Regions from separate parts of the Mus musculus genome. Here region 1 is linked to region 2. Evidence: chromatin loops called from intact Hi-C (ENCODE). Cell type or tissue: heart. All regions are shown on one strand. Links, peaks and the distances in the headings refer to the core of each region. The heading gives the core; the rest is flanking DNA.

Evidence for each region. Peaks named below come from ENCODE experiments on the same cell type or tissue, not always from the same donor. Only the 100,000 strongest peaks of a DNase experiment are listed, where the experiment ranks them.
Region 1: it touches region 2 in a loop (1.8-fold over the local background); 2 of 42 quality-filtered maps call a loop at or near these places.

What each region holds. Positions count from the first base shown.
Region 1 is chr11:68,610,545-68,618,881 of GRCm38, forward strand. No RefSeq gene overlaps it. Among named protein-coding and RNA genes, the nearest start is that of Ccdc42, 28 kb to the left of the region's middle. In heart, for the core only: no CTCF peak of the experiment used is centred there; a DNase peak (open chromatin) is centred at 3,037; H3K27ac peaks cover 2,832 bases.
Region 2 is chr11:68,720,843-68,729,179 of GRCm38, forward strand. It overlaps Myh10 (myosin, heavy polypeptide 10, non-muscle), which reads left to right. Exons shown (of 41, transcript NM_175260.2): 3 at 478-634. Among named protein-coding and RNA genes, the nearest start is that of Myh10, 33 kb to the left of the region's middle. In heart, for the core only: CTCF peaks have their summits at 3,483 (motif pointing left) and 8,048 (motif pointing left); no DNase peak of the experiment used is centred there.

The DNA of each region.
Region 1 (8,337 bases), core at 13-8,012, 110 kb before region 2:
CCACCTCCATCCCCACCCCCACCCCATGATTTTGTAGGTCAGAAACTGAAACAGAACTCATCTGCTCTCCAGTGCGCTTTGCTGGGAAGGGAACAGAAAGATTGTTCATCCACTAGAGAGGCGCCCGGGGGGCTCACCAGCATTTGGGGCACTTCAGTTATCACTGACATTTCCAATCTCTATCCGGGCAGAAGAACTTTCTCTATAGTGTGAATAACTACCCAGAGCATCAGACCAGACACTTCAAGTGGCACCATCACATCCGCCACATTCAGTTGGTCAATAAATGTTGCAGAGTCAACCCAGGCCCAAAGGGAAGGAAAACTGACACGGAGGTTTGGCACAGTCACTCCGAAAAGGGCACCCAGGATGGAGATAACAACTACGGCCATCTTTGGAAACAATCTTCCGCATAAGTGGTGCTTAAATAGCTTGCTGAAGGCCATGTGGCTAATTAGGCTCTGCGGGTCCATAGGAGAAGGTCAGTCAGACATGCAGAAAGGCAGAAAGGACCTTTCAGATGAAATGATACCCGCTGGGGGGAAAGTGATATGTGCGGGTAAGAAGTCGCTGGCGTGAAGATCTGAGGTGTGATTGTTCAGTGTGTCGGAAACAGTAAGCGGAGAAGAATGAGACAAATATATAGGCCGTGTTGGGTCTGGAGAGATGGCTCAGTAGTTCAGAGCACTTGCTGCTCTTGCAGAGGAGTCCATCAGCTCCTAGCACCCATATTGGGCATTTCACATTGCCCAGGATTCAAACGTCAGGGAAATCAGTGCCTGGAAATTTGTGGGGGGATAATTCTAGCCTTAGGCACTGCATTCAAAGGCACACACACACACACAGAGAAAGATACACACACACAAAGATAGACAAACAAACAGACACATATACATACATACAAGGCAGACAGACCCAGAGAAAGACAGACAGACACACACACACAGAGAAAGACAGACACATAGAGACAGACACACAGAGACAGGCAGACAGACTGACAGGCAGGCAGACATACAGACAGTACCCAGAGGATGCATGGATTTAAACACTGTGATGGTTTGCTCGGCCCAGGGAGTAGCACAATTAGAAGGTGTGGCCCTGTTGGAGTAGGTGTGCCACTGTGGGTGTGGGCTTTAAGACCCTGGAAGCCAGGATTGTGCTAGCAGCTTCAGATGAAGACATAGAACTCTGAGCTCCTCCTCCACCATGACAGCCTGGATGTTGCCATGTTCCTGCCTTGACGATAATGGACTGAACCTCTGAACCTGTAAGCCAGCCCCAATTAAATAATGTCTTTATAAGAGTTGCTTTGGTCATGGTGTCTGTTCACAGCAGTAAAACCATAACTAAGACAAGCACCAGAGTAAACTACTTGGACTTGCTTTCGTACGTAGAGAGATAGAGAGCTCAGCCTGGCCACATCAATGACTCTGCCTCCTGGGAATGGCAAAGCTTTGTCCAGATAAAAGAGAGACAGAGAATACGAATGTGGAAGGCATGACCCAGGTTGGACTCCAGCTCTCTGGGCTCTCATTATCCAAGCATAATGAGACCTTTTGTAGTAAAGAACTATAAATTACAGTAACTTTAAAATATATTTATTTTATGTATATGAGTACACTGTCATTCTCTTCAGACACACCAGAAGAGGGCATTGGATTATTCTGGTTGTGAGCCATCATATGGTTGCTGGGAATTGAACTCAGGACCTCTGGAAGAGCAGTCAGTGCTCTTAACTGCTGAGCCATCTCTCTAGTCCCTGTAGTAACTTTTTTTTCTGGGCACACCAGCTTTAGCATGCTGCTGGCATCTGTAGAAATGAACTTTCCTCATTACTGTGACCAAAATCGATCAGCAGCCAATAAACAACCAACGGGAGGAAAGCTTTGGAACGGCTCCAGATATCAGAGGGTCCAGACACACTTGTGCTCTTGGGTAAAATATCGCTGTGGCAGAAGTGGATGCAGAGGGAACTCTTTGCCTCACAGGTAGGAGGCAGAGAGAGGCTGGACCCGATGCCCAGCTGGCTTCTGCTCTCTCTCCTTTAACTCTGCCCCAGACCTCTAGCCCAGGAGATGGCTCACATTCAGGATGAGTCTTCCCCTCTCACTAGATCCTCTCTAGGAACACTTTTCAAACACACACAGAGATAGGCCTCAGCAATCACTTACAGGATTCTGCAGCCTAGTGGGCAATGTAGATGAGCCATCATAAGGTCCATCCCTGAGTTGGTCTATGCTAAGAAGAACCCACTGAGGAGGGTTTTGTTCATCCTCCCTGCCATAAAATATCCTCTCAGAAGGGAGCAAGCCTTGGTCCATGTGGAGTTAGTTGGGGGCTGAGTGTAAAGCCAGAGAAGGAAAGCTTACCTCTTGCCCCCTCTGCTTACACACCCAAGTGCTCTGAATGTCTTCCCAGTACAACCACAGCAGGGAGAGAGAAGAGAGGGTGTAATGCACAATTCCTTCAAAGCGCTTACTTTGAAAAGACATTTGAAAAGGAGGGAAGAAAGAAGCCTAGTTGGTCTCATTTTTCTTTCTTAACGAGTTTCTCTGGCTGCAAAAGAGTCCCCCACCCCTACCCCCACTCCCTCTCTGCTAGCTGCTCTCTGGGGTTTTGTATCTCCTATTCTTCTGACACACTTCATGCTAGGAGAGCTCATTTTGGCTCCTTCAAAAAATTGGACTCTAAATTTAGAATTGGCCTCAAAACTTCTGATCTTTGAGCTCAACTTGTCTGGGTTGGCTCCGGCAGCCACCTTATCATTATTAATGTTGCTCCTATTTGGTTTCCTGGTTGTCTTAGAAACATGGACTGCTATGATCTGTCACATCCAGGAAATAGGAACCAGAACCCACCTATCTACCTTGCTAGGACCCTGTGCCTGTTCTTTTCTGGTAAATAATGTTCCCTCCGAGCAGAAAACACTTCCCCCTTCATCTTCTAAGAGCTGGCCCCTTGGTCCCACTCCAAATTCCTTCTGGTCTCCCTTCCATCTGTTGTAAGTTCCCTTCCTGACATCTCATCTCTGGAATCACCAGAGAGAAGAGGAAGCAGACTTTGGTTTATGCCTCAGGCCAGCTGCTTACCATCTGGACTGAGGCCCATTAACCCCTGACCTTCAACCACAATCTTGCCCGGTACCTCGCTTCATATGGCCAAGTCAGGAGAGGTGCTAAGAGGCAAGGGACTACCCAGACTCCATCAGGTGTTTCTCCGGATGCTCAGTTCTAACCAGTGAGTGTCCAGCAAAAGACCAGAAGCAGGTTCTGTGCATCCCAGCCTCTGCCCCTCCACTCCATATCTCCTTGGAAAAGTCACTTACCTTTCTAGCTAGCTCATTTGCCTACTCTTCCCATGAAGAGTTGAATGAACCGGCATCTACCATGAAATGGACGTCCCTTCTGTGCCCTCTAAGCAGCCCCTACCTCTTTGATCACTGCCAGACTCCACTGGAGAAAAGCTCCTTTAGCGCGAAGGCTCGGTGGAGTCTTCTGCAACAAGCATGTGGTCAGGGGCACGTCTGGGAGTCCCAGCATTTTTCAGTGAGCTCCAGAGATGTAAACCCCTGACTCAGAATGGTTCTAAAGGAGGCCAAAGCCATCTGGGTCTCATTTGTGGTAGTTTTGAAGGTCCACAAGGCTCCCAAGATAAAAGCAACCTTCCTGGAGCAGTCTTCCGCACACGGCCGTCTCGGGAGCACCAGGACTCCATGTGGGACAAGTGCTTCAGAAACCTACTGCCAAGTCCGTTTGGGGAAAGCTGGTTTATTGACTTTAGGATTTTTCAGAGTCATTAGCAGACTAACGTGCCTTGAGCTTACAGCCACTACTAGAGACATTGCATTCAGTCTTCACATGGAGACCCGTTTCATTTCACTCCTTTGCTAGTTCCACATGACAGATGAGAACTCAAGTCGGCCAGAAGTTAAATGACTTGTCTGGAGGGCTGTAGCCTTGAACTGTAGGAGCAGGGATTTGAACTCAAGTCTAGTCCGAATCTAGAGCCCATGGTCCTTACCTTATGCTATCTTTACTTTCCATCCATATCAGTCAGCTCCATGAAGAAGCCACCTGCTTGGAGGGGCTGCTCTTGTGCTAGACAAGACACCTTGGGGAAAATGAGACAAAGGGAGGGTTTCTAAGTGAGAGGTGGGAATAAGACGGTGCCAGCTGAGAGCATAGACAGCTTCAAGTATAAAGACCTATGTAGAGAGAATATCTTGTGTGTTGTATGGTTGCATCACCTGTCCATTAAAAAACCCATGGCCTATAGAAAAGTGTAGCATAGAAGGTGGGACATCCGGGAGGCAAAAAATTCTAGGATAGAGGAAAGTAGGAGATTCACCTCCTGGGGAAGAGGTAACAGAATGGACACTTAGTACCTGAGCACAGGTAACCAGCCACGCGACAGAATGCAGGTCAAAACAAATGGGTTGTCTTTAGTTATGATCTAGTCAGAGAAGAGCCTAGGTATATGGCCAAGTCATTTGTAAATATATTTTGAGTCTGAGTCTTATTTCTGGGAGCATGGGGCTTAGAGGAAGAACTGGGACCTAAATTCAACAGACTTATAACTGGGGACAACTTAGGCATCAGAGGGACACTTGAGCATCTGTACTATTTCTCATAATTTTCTATTATATTGTTTATCATATGTGTATATATATATATATATATATATATGTATGTATGTATGTATGTGATACATACACATGCCACATCAGAGGTGTGCCACAGCACATGTGTGGAAACCAGAGGACAATCTTGTGAAAGTCTGAACATTCGGGTACCTGTTCTCTCCTTTCACTGTGTGGGGCCCAGGGAAGGACCTCAAGGACTTGGGAGCAAGCGCCTTGATCCACTGAGCTGATCCACTTTGGAAAACGTAACTTTTTATTTTATGATTTTTTTCCCCTACATGTATGTATACATACTGAACAAGTGCCTGGTAGCCAAAGGTACCAGAAGAGCTCATCCTGTCCCCTGGAACTGGAGTTACAGATGATCGTGAGCCACCCCACAGGCGCTGGAAAGCAAACCTGGATCCACTACATGAACAGCAAGTGCTCTTGCCTTGCTAAGCCATTTCCCAAGCCTTGTAATTGCTCATCTCAAGATCTTGCTGCACAGCCTAATTGGCCTCAAACCTATAACACTCCTGCCTCTGCCTTCCTAGAGCTGGGGCTCCAAGAGTATGCCATTATACCTACAACTCCAAGCTGTAAGGTGGTAAATCGGGTGATGAGGCACTATCCCCTTGATAGAGACAAGACACACGAAGACTGTGTAGCTTCAGAGATAACCATTCTAGCAAAATCTATCATTGCCCAGATCCCCCTCCACAACAGAATTGTCTGGACAGTGTGAGCATCAGCCTTAGGCATTCAGTCTGCTGGACGGCTGACAGCCCATGGTTTCGGGAAAGGTGAACTAGACCATCAGGTTTTGAGAATTCAAATGAGGGAATCCAAACACTGGCTTTAATTCTAGTCACTTTCCCTCTTCATTTCTCTAACAAAATGGTTACACAGTCCTTTTACACAGTCCCTTATATTGGAATGGCTACCAACCCTAAAATTATTTTCGTTGCTACTTCATAACTTTAATTTTGCTACTGTTATGAACTGTAATGTAAATATCTGTGTTTTTAAATGGTCTCAGGCGACCTCTGTGGAAGGGTCATTTGACACCCCCCCCACCCACACACACACAAAGGGGTTGTGACCAGTAGGTTGAGAAACACTGCTCTAACAAGCAAATATTGAACAAACCGCTATTGGTCAGGAAGCACAGTGGTGGTCGTGTCCATTGACCCTGCTCTCAAGGAGAAGCAGTCCTTAAACAGAATGAATCCTTATGCTAGGCGTGATGGCAGAGTCCTTTAATCCCAGCACTCAGAGGCAAGCAGAATTCTGTGAGTTTGCGGTCAGCCTGGTCTATATAGCAAGTTCAAGGCCAGCCAGGGTTATACAGAGAGACCCTATCTCAACAAAATACTGATGTTCATGAGTAATATGAGTTATAGACCAAGTAAGCATGGTCCTGTGGCAGTGAGTATGTACTCACATGCGCCTGCAAAAGATGTAATTGGCTGACAGCCTCCCTGTCATGTCTTGAGACACACCACGAAGGCCTGGGTACTTGGCCTTGTGGCTTGGCCCTGGGATACTGCAGTTGGGCTACCCCTGCCTGACACACAGCTATTTCAGTGAGTAGTTCTTTCTCTTGGGCCCTCTATCAATGTGACTGGCCCACTCCAGTCATCCTCCCTTTCCTGTTTCCCTCTTTTATTCTTAAGACACTTTCCCCCAACTGGTTTTTGCATCTAATTCTATTTAGTGTCTACTTCTCAGAGGACCCAAGTGAAGGTTAGTAGAAATGTTCCCTAGGAAGGGACAAAGAGACAACATCAGAAAGAAAAGGGACACATCCCATTTAGGGCCAGCAGCATGTGCAATGACCCTGTGGTGGAAGGCAGAAAATGTGGGTGAATCACAGTGCGGGGAAGGGAGACTGCAGAGATTGTGCCGTAGGTTGGTTCCGAGTGCACGGGATCCTCCAGGTCACAGAAAGAGTCACATCATTATCTGAAGAATAAGAGCAGCTATTGCATTACGTTATATAGACAGAGACACGAAGCGAGCACCCAGCAACTTTCTCCTGGCTATGAAGAGGACCAATAGGAAAAGGAGCCCAGTCAAGTGGAGGAGATGATCAAGGGCCTATGCAGATCTCTAAGTAAGGGATGTTGGTGAACTAGGGGAACCAACGGCAGCAGTGAAGTAGGTGAGTGGATGGATGAAGATGATTGGGTACACTTGAAATCTCCTGAACTCAGACTGGAGTTAGAACGGACGGCAAGATAAAGTCTGAGGAATGACTTTTGGGGTTCGGGAGGCTGCATGGGTGGCAGGGTTGTCACCCACCAAGATGACAAGTTTTAGGAAAAGCATCATTTTTCTGGGGAGCCTGTGAGTGATGCTCTAAAACACTCAGCTTAAGGTGTCTTCGAGATACTTGAGTAGAGATGCAGAGTAGATGGTCAGACTTGAGCCTAAAGCTCAGAAACTCAGAACTAAAGATACAAAATCGAGGGTTGCACTAGTCAAGTTCCACTAGTGTATGCTATTCTTTAAGAAAAACCAGGGGCTAGAGAGGTGACTCATTGATTAAGAACTCATATAACTCTTGCAGAGGACTGGAGTCCAGTTTCCTAACACCTTCCTACACACACACTTAAAAATGAGAATAGGGGATGGAAAAGTGGCTCAGTGTGTTGGGGCCGGCCAGCGGCTCACATGTCCAGGTTCGAGCCTGGAAGGCATCTTGGAACTGAAAGAAAAGAGGGAGCCTAGGCGGGTTGAGAAATAATGGAACCAAGACAACTAGTCTGCTCAAGGTTCAAATTTTTAATGGCAGACACGCTTTATAAAAGAAGGGGGAAAGTCCATTCCCGCCAATTCATCCTTGGAGCCTGGAACCAGCTGCAGGTGATGATGTGCAGGATAGGGCATAGTCTCAGGAATAGCTCCGGGCGGGGGGGGGGGGGGGGTGGCTCTCAGCAGGTAGCAGTATCTTGAAGACGAACATTTACAGTGGCTGGACAATAAAGTCATCTAGGGAGGAAGGCTCCACCCTAGATAATCTCCTTAGTGGCAGCAAGGTCAAGTTCTGGCTCAGCCTGCTTCAGGCTTGTGGGAGGCTACATCAGTGGTTAAGAGCATTAGTTGCTCTTGCAAAGAACCCACATTCAGTTCCCAGACTCTACATGGCAAGACTCCGTCTCTGTAACTCCATTTCCAAAGGATCTGATGCTCTCTTCTGCCTCTTTGGGCACTGCATACAAGTGGTGTACATAAATTCACACAGACACATGTATACATACACGAAATAATAAGCACATTTTTAAGAGAAAAGAAAACCTGGTAAAATGTCATTTAAAAAATAAAAATAAGCATAGGAAAAAAAATTAAAGGTGGAGTGGCAATGTCTTAACTCCTAGCACCTGAGAGGCAGAGGCAGGTGGATGTCTGTGAGTTCAAAGTTACTCTGGTCTACATAGTGAGTTTCAGGTCAGCCATGGCTACATAATAAAACCCTGTCTCAAAATAATATTTATATATATATATTAATTTTAATGAAACTTTTTAAAAGGAAAAGAAAAGCCAGCAAAAACATAGAGGATCTATCTGAACAACATTATTAGTCCCTTGGCCCAATTGACATTTGTAGAACATTCCAACTACCCATTGTATGTTTGACAAGATAGAACATGTTGAGTCATAAAACAGGTCTCAGGAATTTTCAAATTCCAGCAGCAATGAAATTATGAAAC
Region 2 (8,337 bases), core at 294-8,293:
AGCCCTGGCTGTCCTGGAACTCACTTTGTAGGACCAGGCTGGCCTCGAACTCAGAAATCCGCCTGCCTCTGCCTCCCAAGTGCTGGGATTAAAGGCGTGCGCTACCACGCCCTGCAACAAGTTTTTTTTAACTTGTGTGTTTGTGAGAGATTAATTGGGGACAGCAAAGGCTGATGATATGGTTGTGAGCTGTTGAAGTTGTGAACTGTGTGGTGTGTGCATTTTACAGGGGAGGGTCATTCACAGAATTGATTTCAGGAGAGTGCCCTAAGTAAATGCTGTTAAACTCCGTGGACTGTGTAGGAAATTGTCCAGGTGAGATGACTTAACTTGGGAGATAAGATGAGTTGTCTGACGGATAAAGATCTCTTATTTAAATAACCATGTTGTTTTTGGCTTATGGTTGTATCTGAGTGAGAAATACAGACTTTGTTTTGACTTTCCTGTTTCTTAACTCTGTATTCCTTTTTATTCTAGACTTACTCTGGACTCTTCTGTGTGGTGATAAATCCTTACAAGAACCTTCCAATTTACTCTGAGAATATTATTGAAATGTATAGAGGGAAGAAACGCCATGAGATGCCACCACACATCTACGCCATATCAGAGTCTGCTTACAGATGCATGCTTCAAGGTAAACAAATACGAGAATAAGAAATGCTTGGACTTTATTAGGTCCTGTTTTTTAATATCTTAGTCTGACCTACAAAATGGTTTAATATTTCTTTTAAAATTTAAAAAGTGGGCCAGGCATGGTGATACTAAAAAGGAAGAGAGAGGTAGGCGCATCTCTGAGTTCGAGACCAGCCTGGTCCACATAGCAAGTTCCTTGTTAGGGTCACACAGTGAAAGCTTGTCTTAATCAAGTCATCAGTCAGTCAGTCAGTCAATAAAGTGTTTATTGTTGAAAATTACTAACTTATGATTAAAATGGATGATGAGGCTGCTTTTTTGTTTTGTTTTGGTTTTTTGTTGTTTTGTTTTGTTTTTCGAGACAGGGTTTCTCTGTGTAGCCCTGGCTGACCTGGAACTCACTCTGTAGACTAGGCTGGCCTCGAACTCAGAAATCCGCCTGCCTCTGCCTCCCGAGTGCTGAGATTAAAGGCGTGCGCCACCACGCCCAGCTGATGAGGCAGGTTTTTTATAGGAACTAAAGTACAATCGCTGCTTCATAGCAATATTTCATGGACTTTTTAATATTTGGAAGCATCAAGTTTTCAGTACATGTTCGATTCTACCATAAGCTAGCACACATAACACTCCATGGTATGCAGCTTTAAAACCAATAGGAAAGGGCTGGATGGGGACGGGGTGTAGCAGTAGAGCATTAGCTTAGCATGGTGAAGCCCAGGGTTCAGTCCATATCCAGTGCTGCAAAGCAATATGGAATGAAATCTAACCAAGCCTGTAGTGCAGGCCTGTGATTCCAGCTGCATAGGAAGAACATAAGACCAAGACCTGCCTGGAGACAGAATAAGTTCAAGGCCAGCCTGGGTAAATTACTGAGACACTGTTGGGGATATAGCTAAGGGGTAGGCAGGCTTCCTGCTTCGCATGTACAGGCCCTAGGTTCAGTCTGTAGTACTTCTAGATAAATATGAAACCAATAAGAGTAAAGGAAAGATGGACACATCACATTATAGAATCTTACTTCTAGTTTAAATGCAAATAAAGAGATGAGAAAAGTTTTAGAATGTGTTGAATTGTGTGGTGGTTGACATTAAAAGCTTTTACGTTTGGATCAAAATGAGTTATAGATTTGTTGAGTCCTTCATTTGAACCCTGACTTTGGACGATGATTTATGGAAGCCTTTTTTTTTTTTAATAGAGTGTCTTGTGAGGTGAGAATTCAAAGAGTACCCCTTTAACTGAGTCTGGGAGCCCTTGTTTCAGCTGACACTGTTGCCTCTCTATGCCTGGATTGCTATAGAGAAGGAAAGTTCCCAGGAGAACTGTTGAATAGGCTGGGGATAGGCTCTCCTATACATGATTCTAATTTCCTTTAAAAGGAGAAAATATTGCAGTCTTCTGAGCATAGTGTGCATACCAGGAAAGAGTGTAGAACCTGTTGTTATTTAATGTATTGAGATCAGTTTAAAGCGATATGAATACAGATGCACTATTAGTTTGGACTTATCAGCAGACAGAAGCACAGTGGAGAGTTCGTCAGACAGTTGAGGCTCACACCATCCTATAACCCCCTGTGTGACCCTTGCTAGGTTGTACTGGAGCTGCTGACAGATGTGTGAGTTGCCTGGGCTGCTCAGGTGTGTACCAGAGGGATGTGTCCTAATTAGCATCCCTACCCATATATGTGAGGATGCAGGCTGTGTGCCTGCAAAGTTGGTGGGTGACATGAGTCTGGTAGAAGTACATCTGAGAAAAGTCATTGAAATTTTAAATCTTCCCAGGCAGAAAGGAGAGTTGGCTCTACTATACCAGCTTACAAAAATAGATGCTATATGTCTTGTGAATGGTTTCCAAGTCAGCTTGACAAATACAGAAGAGGAAGATATGAGGAATATGTGGTCTGCGAGCATATGATAGTGTTATCGTGACTAATGCTAGAAAGGACAACTCATTGAAAATTGCTATTAGCCATAATAATTTGTGTTTTAAATTATAATATGTATTTGTATTTATCCTATTATACTGAGGCACAAAGAAATTAAATAACTTGACCAAGAACATGTAGGTTGATAGTGTTATCGTTACTAATGTAGAAAGGACAACTCATTGAAAATTGCTATTAGCCATAATAATTTGTGTTTTAAATTATAATATGTATTTGTATTTATTCCTATTATACTGAGGCACAAAGAAATTAAATAACTTGACCAAGAACATGTAGGTTGTTAAAAGTGTGAGATAGAATTAAAAACCTGACATATTTTCTGTGTTTTGGTTTTGAAATCGGGTCTCTTTGTAGCCCAGGGTGACCTGAAACTCACAATCTTCCTGTTCCATCCCCTGGATGCCTATCATGGGCTTGAGCGTCCACACGTGGTGGCTGGCTACTGGAAACATTCTTACCCACACCACGTGGGATGCTTATATACTGCAGGACACAGGGGAGAGGGCCAGTAACACTCACACCAGGCTATCAGGTTAGGCCCATATACCATGTGGACAGAGAGCCTCAGAGGGGACCATGTGGATAATTCAGAACATAGGGTACCTCTCAACTTTTATGTTATAATCAGTCCCCCATTTAGTCTGTCAAGATCTTTTAAAATTCTGGATTCTTCCATCAGTTAAATATCCTAGTTTTATGTCTTGTATAACTATTCTGGGCACATGTTTTGCAACATCAGATTTACTGACAGAAATGGTAAAAGGTTTTGTTTTTAAGAAATATAAGGGCCAGAGAAGTGGCTTAGTGGTTAAGAATGCTGACTGCTCTTTCAAAGAAACCAAGTTCAAATCCCAGCACCCACATGGTGGCTGACAATTCTGGGGCATCTGATGCCCTCTTCTGGCCTCCATGGGCACTGCATGCACATGGTGCCCCACATACACACAGGCAAAACATTTATCTATACATATAAAATAAAAATAAATAAATCTAAAAAACAACAACAAAAACAAACCTTGTTTGTTTTTTTTTTTTCCTTAGGTTTGGAGTCTAAGGGACACCATGTTAGTAAAATGCAGAGTGTCCTTAGCACATACTAGTTGCTCAATAAATATTTGTTGAATGAATGGGCAGAAGCAAAGCTCTTGGTTGTGAATTCAATTGTAAAAAAGTCACGTTTAGTAGAAGCTTGGGGCAGCAGTATTGGCACAGCCAGAGACTAAAGCAGTTTTTCTGAAGACTAGATGCAAATAAGAAAGACGCAAGGGAACTTGTGAGCGAGAGGTGGAGACATGGAGTCTTCTTCAGGTTCTATGATAGAAATGATAATTTGGAAAAATATACCTGAGCTAAAGAAAAGACTTAGACCTGCCAGACAGGATATTGAACGGGGAGGTGTTATATACCTCGTCTTACATAGTGTGACAGACAGGCCAAGGTCAGAGGATCTTCATGGACAGGAATCATTACTATTAGACCTCATTTGTAGTGCTGAGACTCAGAAACCAAAGGCCGAAGCACCGAGGGCTCCCTGTGTATATAATCCTCTGAGGTCAGTCGGCCCACCTTCTGTACCGGCTCTCTGTCATCTGGCTCCCCTTCCCTTGTTCCTGACGCCGTCTCCTTTGGCCAGCGCTGCTGCGGAGCTCCTGATCCAGCTGCACAGTGGCCTCAGAGGCTCCTTTTTGGTGTACATAACGATTTAAGTGCATGCTGCTTTCTTGGAGTCTTAGAATGAAACCCAAATGTCTCGTTCTGCTGGGTAGCTTAGTTGTATTTGAATCTGTGTTGGCTGTCCCCTCTCCTTCCTTCCTTCCCTGGCAGGCTAATGGAGCCCAGGTTGTCCTTGCACTCAGTGTAGCCAGGGATGGCTTTGAACTCCTTATCTTCCTGCTTCCCTTTTCATTTTGCTTCAGGTAACTCCCAGTCTCTGATGAGCCAGCTTACCCAGATGTTCTGCTCAGTGTGCCTTGATTTTTCTTCCAGGATTTAATTGGTTCTTGGACATTTTCCTTGAAAATATCATTTGAGCCCACTCATTGAAGATACCCTACAATTGAAACCCCGTGTTCTAGAAGATGGGAGTTTTGTCCTTAACTTCTCTTATATCTCTACTAAACTTTTTCTTCTGTACCCTGGGAAAGCTATGTCCTTCCCCCTCCCCTCAAAGCTCTCTTCTTGGTTCCCCTCATTCTTCAAGCTTTGTTGTGACCCTATGATAGGAGACACAGAGTTTTACATGACCTCCTCCCACCATGAAAAGGCTTCATCTAACTTGTGCCACCAATTTCTGAGGTGACATTGCAGACATTTTCATCTTATTGAATCACCAGGTTTTCATTCTATTCTATTACAATGCCCTTCTAGGAAGACTAAAATCTATGCTTGCTTCCTGTGGGTCCCTGTGTAGCTGTCCCTCAGTGTGGTTCATGCTCTCTCCTAGCATCGGTCTTCTCATACCTGCCTTTGTTACACCTGTTTGCCAGACTTCTCCTGCTGAATGAATTGGGCTGTCTGTACCTCTTGGCATTCTTACTTGGGCTGCTGGTTCTCTGGGAGTCATGTTCATACAAGTGAACAGACTGACCTTGCTGGAAATTCATGACTGAAGTGACTCTGCCCTTAGGACAACGTGCCAGCTCTACCTGGAGAGAGATGATTGACAGTCTCTGTCATGACAGTTTGGGGGCCCTGTGTGCTTTAGACCTCTGGCTCCTTACGTGTCCTTCAGCTTCCCGTATACCAAGTGATTTCTCATTTCTGAGAAACTAGAAGTCACCAGTAAGCTGATTGTCCCCACTAGATGTACAAGCCATCTCCTGTTGTGCCTGTTGCCATCCAAGGCTAGTCCTGCCATCCCTTCATCTCTCCTGAATCACTACCTGCTGCCTTGCTTTCAACAGCTTCCCAACAGCTATAAATTGTGCCCATCCTTTCTCTTTGCTGAAAGTATTTATTATCACATTTCCTCCTCCTTTTCACTCTCAGATCTTTGAACATTGTCAGTGGTTAGGCAGGCAGGTCACTGTGGTCCATGGTAGAAACTTGAAGATGTTCTGTTTTCTCAAGGACCTTAAGAATAGGCTCTGTTTGAGAGCAAGAAAAAAGGGGAACGAGTGCATGGAGAAATAGTGGGCCATAGGTCCAGAGAGAGAGGTGACACCTCTGTCTACACCGTTATCATTGCTTCATATAGTTAAACTGATACTATTGGGGAATACAGAGATAATGGGAACCATGGTTATAGAGGGAAACGCCACATGCTTTTCAGACTTTAGCATTAAGATGGGATTTAACAGTTAGCAAGTGGGAATAAAAAACTAAGTGTGAAAGGCAGCTGCCTGTCAAGCAAGAAGCAGTTTGGAACTTGGAGCAAATTCTAAAGCAGGCCTAAAAAACCTCAGTTCCTAAAAAAAGAAATGACAGGCCACATCCTCTGACCACAGTGTAGTGAGACAAAGTATCACCTCTAAGAAGGTTTCCCGGTGGCTTGGCTGTTGTGAGAGTGTATAATGAGTTCTCGTTATCTCAGTGTTAATCGTTTATCTGTGTGGGCTTTGGTGGCAGAAGTGACATCAGGAAGTGTATTGGAGATTCTTGACCACAACAAAGTATCATGCACATATATATATATATGGAAGAGATGGACTGGAGAGATGGTTCAGCAGTTCAGAGCACTGACTGCTCTTCCAGAGGACCTGTGTTCAATTCCCAACACCCACATGACAGCTCACAAACTATAACTATAACTACAGTTCCAGGAGATCTGATACTCACACATACACACACATATACACATACAGACAAAACACCAAGGTACATAAAAGAAAAATAAAATAATTTTTTGATGGAAGAGTTGAGGCAAAAGTCACTTTTAGAAACACAGTTCTAATTTCATTAGTCAATAAAAATTTATAAGAGTTAGGCATTTTACCTCACAAGGGAGACAGAAGATATTTTATGACCATTTGTGGGCCTGGGTACTATCAAGTGAGCTGTTCTGTGTTTCATTTACAATAAAAAGCTTTCTTCAAAAGCATAGCAGTAAAGTGAACCTAAGCCAAGGGAACCATATAAAAAGGCTCCTGCGCCGGAACAAAGTGCATCCTGTTGTTGAACGCTAAGGAAAACTGTGAGCAGACTCTGAGTGCACGGTAAAATAGAGGCTCAGCCAGGGTGCCCAGGAGGTCCACCAGGAATGATAAAGGCCGTGGCCTCATTACAAAGATCTGCTTGACCCGTCATGCCTAGCCAGAGGAATGCCCTGGGGCAGGGTACTGAAGGGACTGGGACGAGAAAAGCCATCTTCATGTCTAAATCACAGTTTTAGAGACAAAGTCTATTACATTCAGGGCCTACCTGACTCCTGTTCTGAGTGAATTTAGACCACTGCTTGGTACAGACTAGTCTCGGCAGCTCTAGGAATTCCATTTGAGTCTCTCGTTTGGTTGTATTTTAAGTGATAGACTGTAGTGCAATCAATTTAAGCTTAGCCCCAGCTAGCTTACTAATAAATGAGACTCAGACTATGATTATTTTATTTAGCTTTGATGATTCTTGAGGGCTAACCCCTAATTTACCTTCCTAACTACTGGCCTACTACTACCTCTCCAGCTCAGGAGGAGAAAGCATTCTGGGGGAGACGGGAAGGAGGAGCAGAGCCTGAAACGAGGGGAGGGCGCATGGATGCACAATACCTGAGCACAGGTAGCCAGCCCCAGGGCAGAGTGTAGGTTAAAATAAATGGCTATCTTTAGTTATAATCTAGTCAGAGTAGAACCTAGCTAACTATATGAGCAAGGTATTTGTAAGTATAGTCTGAGTCTTATTTCTGCCTGGGAGGCAGAATCTGAGCCTAACTTCAACTGTAGACATCATATTTGCTGTGAATGGGGGATAGCCCCAGTTGCTTCCTGACAAATCCTAGAAACCCCCGAGGGTGGGTGCTCTTCTGTGCAGATGTCTTACTGAAGAGGTCTGCTGAGTGTTCTGTCCTGTGAGAGTCCTGAGCACCTTAAGAAAGAACTGCTGTACTTCAAAAACGGCACTTGAAACTTTTCAAATAAACTGAGAAACCGAATGTCAGTTTCCTTTCTCAGGAGAATTAAAGACAAGATGTTTAATAAGTCTGAAAACACGTGACACCAAGTACACCAGCCATATTTGTGCCTCTAACACTTATATATAGGGAAGAGACAGCCTAGCAACAAATATATGCCAATACAAGGACACCCCAAATGGCCAAATAATAAACGTTTGAGAATGAGCAGAACCTTAACCTAAAGCACACAAAAAGGAAGCACCCATTTCAAGTACAGTTTAAAGCAAAAAATAAAAAAAGAGGGGCTGGAGAGATGGCTCAGTGGATAAGAGCACTGACAGCTCTTCCAGAGGTCCTGAGTTCAATTCCCAGCACCCACATGGTGGCTCACAGCCACCTGTAATGGGATCGGACGCCCTCTGCTGGTGTACAGGTACATGTGCAGAAAACATACCTATTTTTCTTACTCCGCAATCTGGAAAACTTTGTTATTTGTAAATACACATCCTTTATTAGAGAAGTGACTTGCAGGTTTTCTTCTGCTCTGATCTATTTTGAGTTATTGGTTTATCTTTTTTCTTTCCTTTTTCTTTTTTGCATGTTTCTTGGTTGGTTTAGCACTACTGATGGAGACTTTCTCCACTGCCTTTGATCTTTGTTGAAAATCTCTGAAGGTCTCACTTAAGATGCCCTTTGATCTAAATGTCTAACTTATCATGAT